Regions from separate parts of the Homo sapiens genome. Here region 1 is linked to region 2. A link is a loop called in an ENCODE intact Hi-C map of the cell type or tissue named here. Cell type or tissue: Caco-2. All regions are shown on one strand.

Region 1 (2,500 bases), 71 kb after region 2:
CAGCTTGGGCAACATGGCCAGACCCCATGTCTACAAAAAATACAAAAATTAGCCAAGTGTAGTGGCACATGCCTTTGGTCCCAACTACCCAAGAGGCTGAGGTTAGAGGATTGTTTGAGCCCGGGGGTTGAGGCTGCAGTAAACTGTGACTGCGCCACTGCACTCCAGCCTGGGTGACAGAGCGATACCTTGTCTCAAAAAGAAAAAAAAAAAAGACAAAGGAACACTAAAGCCCACCCCATTTAGATGAGAGGAGAAAAAGAATGTTTTCCTTTGAGTTCTTTGGTTAGCAACTCTGTCCCCATTATGTGCACATAAGTTATTTCAAATGGCAAAGAGCACAATGATGTTTGAGATATCATTGCTGAGAGCCAGGAGGGTCCCTGTTCTTTCCTTATCTGAGTATGACAGTAGCTTGAGTAAATCAGTGACCTCTGCTACTCAGTTTCTTTTTTTTTTTTTTTTTTTTTTGGAGACAGAGTCTTGCTCCATCACCAGGCTGGAGTACAGTGGTGCCATCTGGGCTCACTGCAACCTCTGCCTCCCAGGCTCAAGAGATTCTCATGCCTCAGCCTCTTGAGTAGCTGGGATTACAGGTGTACACCGCCATGTCAGGCTAATTTTTTTTTTAAATTTTAGTAGAGACAGGGTTTCACCATGTTGGCCAGGCTGATCTTGAACTCCTGGCTTCAAGTGATCTGCCCACCTCAGCCTCCCAAAGTGCTGGGACCACAGGTATGAGCCAGTATGCCCGACCTTCTACTCAGTTTCTGTGTGCAAATGGTGATAGAATGCTGCCCTTTCTTTCCGTGGCTGTGAAGAGCATCAAATAAGCTCATATATTCAGATATGCTTTGGAAGGAGTAAAATGGCATTGGAAATACCGGGCCATGTAAAATGGAATAGCAAAACTAAACTGAAAGGAAATGACCTGTATACTTCTATTGGTCCATCTGGATTTTGGAAGTATCAGGGTAATTGAAATATTTATTTTTCATTCAACCTTCAGGTAAAATGTAGACCCAGCTGGTGTTTATCCTCTAAGTGGTGTGTGTAATTGCACGTGTGACACAAGGATGAGCTATTTGTCACACAGCTTTAGAATGAAACTTGAAAAGGTCACAGAGAGGGCTGTGAATTTTAAGCTGTGCTCCAAGATGGAGTGCTAAGCAGCACCTATCAGAAAAGCTCTTCCTTTGTCCTCCAGGTGGGGTGAAGAGGGAACTCTTGAATCTCCAATGCCACTTTCTCAGGTTCTATTGGTGGCTTCAGTGAAAGCAAACAGGACTCAGACAGGCAGATAAGATAACCACTATCTGAAGTGTGAGCCTGCAGTTTTAAATTGCCTTTTATTTGGAAATACCTTCAATCTCATTTGGATGCTAAGGGAAAAACTTAAATCTATCACACACAGCCCTAGACAACTTGTTTATTAAATGTGCAGAATAAAGATTTGATGCGAACTTCTATGGCAATAAACTAGGTTCATGGGTGGGTATTAGGTTAAACCAAATGAATCGCTGACATTCAAGGGATTTTTGGCTGCAACAGTTACACAGGCCAGAACTGCCTAATCTAATCCAGGTTCTGTCACTGGCAAATGCGAATCACCTACAGGAATCTTTGACAGAATTTATATTAGTCATTCCTTACTTTTTGTGTGTGTGATAGTCTGGTGTGTCTCTAATTATCTCAAAATGTATTGAAGTATATCTTAAATCAAGTTTACTTTCATGTATCTTTACAAATAAAAATATGTCATTGCACTCTTATTTAGTACAATACGTGTTAGAGAATGAACACAAAGCTTGGAAATCATCACGATCATGCCTGAATTTGACCAGAATAGAGACAGGCATTAAATCCGAATTATCAATATTTGTGTGTGTGTGTGCGTGTGTGTGTGTGTGTGTGTGGTGCTACTGGTGTCTGTAGCAACATAACTCAACCACAAATACATGAATCTTGTAGTTGGATAAATCATTTTTGTTCAGCCAACCTTTATTTTCTCAAGTGAACAAAATGCAGCTTCCCTCAATAATATCAGGTTTTTCACAGGGCTGCCATATGATATTATTTGATAATAAATATTTTCTATAATGCATGCTTGTTTTAGAATGTTATTTTTATGGAAGAGCTTCAGAAAGTTAAATCTTTTAATTCCACAACGAAGGCTAGTCTGTCAAAATACTGTTTTTTGTGATAATAAATGCAAAACCTACTATGCCATTTCTTACCAGCAGCCAAGATTTTTTTTTTTTTTTAATGTTTGAGAATTTCAGCAGTTGATGCAAAGTGGACATTATGAGCCACGGATCTATGTTACAGGAGCCAATTTTAGACATTTTAATTTGAGTGGAATTTAAGTTCAGCTCCTCCCTTATCTCTTTGAAGTTGCTGGGGCCCTGTTGCATTTTAAATCTACTCAAAAGTGCCCATAGGAGCAAGACTCACCAGTCGCAGCCACTGATGGAGTTCATGGCCACCCCTCTCCCTGCTC
Region 2 (2,500 bases):
CATCAGGCATCTTCTCTGACCACAATGTAACAAAACAAGAGATTTGGAAGCTATAAAAATACACAGCAATTAAACAATATGCTTCTGAATGACCAGTGGGTCAATGAAGAAATTAAGAGGGAAATTGAAAAATTTGTTGAAACAAATGATAATGGAAACAGAACATACCAAAACCTATGGAATACAGCAAAAGCAGTACTAAGAGGGAATTTTATAATTATAGGTATCTACATTTAAAAAGAAGAAAAACTAATCTAATAATCATAAATAACCTAATGGTACGTGTTAAAGAACTACAAAAGCAAGAGCAAACCAAACTCAAAATTAGCAGAAGAAAAGAAATAATAAATATCAGAGCAGGTGGGGTGTGGTGGCTGACGTCTATAATCCCAGCACTTTGGGAGGCTGAGGCAGGCTCATCACTTGAGGTCAGGAGTTCAAGACCAGCCTGGCCAACACTGTGAAACCCCATCTCTACTAAAATACAAAAATTAGCTGGGCATGGTGGCACGTGCCTGCAGTCCCAGCTACTCCGGAGGCAGAGTTGAGAGAATCGCTTGAAACCAGGAGGTTGCAGTGAGCCTAGATCATGCCATTGCACTCCAGCCTGGGTGACAGAGTGAGACTTGGTCTCAAAAAAAAAAAAAAAAAAAAGGATACATGAAGGCCTAAGTGGATTTTGAGTTTATCTAATTTATTGTTCTCTAATAGGCCTAGAATATAAAATAAAGAAATAGGATAATACTTTTTTTTGTATTGCTTCTGAAGTGATACAAATGAAATTATATCTTCCTCAGACCTTCTACAAGCTATAAAAATTCATAGACTATTTGAAAATAAGCCTTGCTACTAGTCTTATCAAAAACTTCAAAATGTTTCCACTTCTTTGAAGTGCAATTGGTGGCATGAAAAGAACCCAGAACTAGAAGATGAAGGGCACAGGTGGGTTTTAGCCCTGGCTTCTTTTTTTTTTTTTCTTTTTTGAGACGGAGTTTCACTTTTGTTGCCTAGGCTGGAGTGCACGATCTTGGCTCACTGCAACCTCCACCTCCTGGGTTCAAGTGATTCTCCTGCCTCAGCCTCCTGAGTAGCTGGGATTACAGGTTCCCACCACCACACCCAGCTAATTTTTGTATTTTTGGTAGAGACGGGGTTTCACCATGTTGGCCAGGCTGGTCTCGAACTCCTGACATCAGATGATCCGCCTGTCTTGGCCTCCCAAGGTTCTGGGATTACAGGCGTGAGCCACTGCAGCCGGCCTAGCCTAGCCCTGGCTTCTTTTCTTACAAGTTGTGTGTCCTTGGGCATTTATTTAACTTTTCTGATCTGCAGTTTTCTTTATCTGTAAAGTCAACAGTTGTAAAGATTAAATGAGATAACTTTTGAACAGTGCTTTTCAAACTAGAAAACACCGCAAATATTTGATTATAAGGTAGGTTTGTCCAAGTCCCAACAGCTGTGGGAGGACTGAAAATAAAAGATAAAATTTTTAAACTTACAATTGTATGTGCTAAAGGAAGATGGCCAGGATGGTGAAGTGTGCAGTGACCTTGTGGTTAGAAATGTGGTTGGAGGAACTAAGACTGTTACTCTGAAGCCTGAACACTGGGGTTGCAGAGAGGAGAATCAATATTTACAGCCTGGCCTGGTGGGAATCCTACTGTATGACTTGGCCTTTAGCAGTGTCAGATTTTTAAAAATATTCCTGTTTTATTTAGAAATGAGTTATCACCTCGCCTTGCTCATTTTCCTCTCATCTTTACATTCCCTTAATCCAAAAACCAGGAAGGATGCAGGCTTAGGTCTTCAGATGTCTCAGGCTGATCTCTCTGTGCTTATAGAATCTTTTTAAGGCCACAGGAGAGGTAGGTGACATCTGGATGTAGTCTCAAAACAAAGCTCAACATGCATATCTTGGTGGAAATCTGAAGGAAATGGAACAGGAGGAAAATGAAGACACAACTTTGAGGCACATATGGATTGGAAGTTGTCTAATGGAAGGTCTGGATACCTTTCAGAATTCTCAGAGGATATACTTTTTAAGGTATAAGTGACTCATGACAGGAGGAGTGGAGAGCTGGTGACCAATTTGAAAATTGCTCAGGAATGCGGATTGATGTTTGGAACATCAATTTCCATAGTTTATATACTTTCTACTATTCAATCAAATTAAGATTGATGTTTGGAACTCCAATTTCCACAGTTTCTATTGCTTCTCTTTTCTCATAATAGTCTTTCTACCTCTTTTTATTTAACCAAATAAGACACAGTGAGTTTAATGAATTTTGGGTTTTTTTTCCCCCAGTTGGGAAGATCTGTCAATATTTCATAGGCAAGCAAAAAGAGGCACTAAAAGGGACCTATTAAAATATTTTAGTCACTTCTGAAGATCCAAAGACAGGTTCTTTTTTTGCAAAGCTTTATTCTCTTTTTATGAATTCCTCTTTTTGCTGATTTGTCTTTTATTTCTTTCCTTTTTTTTTTTTCTTTTGAGACAGAG

Evidence for each region. Peaks named below come from ENCODE experiments on the same cell type or tissue, not always from the same donor. Only the 100,000 strongest peaks of a DNase experiment are listed, where the experiment ranks them.
Region 1: it touches region 2 in a loop (13-fold over the local background); 1 of 110 quality-filtered maps calls a loop at or near these places.

What each region holds. Positions count from the first base shown.
Region 1 is chr4:54,214,321-54,216,820 of GRCh38, forward strand. No RefSeq gene overlaps it. Among named protein-coding and RNA genes, the nearest start is that of PDGFRA, 14 kb to the right of the region's middle. In Caco-2, a CTCF peak has its summit at 1,228; a DNase peak (open chromatin) is centred at 1,211.
Region 2 is chr4:54,143,489-54,145,988 of GRCh38, forward strand. No RefSeq gene overlaps it. Among named protein-coding and RNA genes, the nearest start is that of GSX2, 45 kb to the left of the region's middle. In Caco-2, no CTCF peak of the experiment used is centred here; DNase peaks (open chromatin) are centred at 1,253 and 1,547.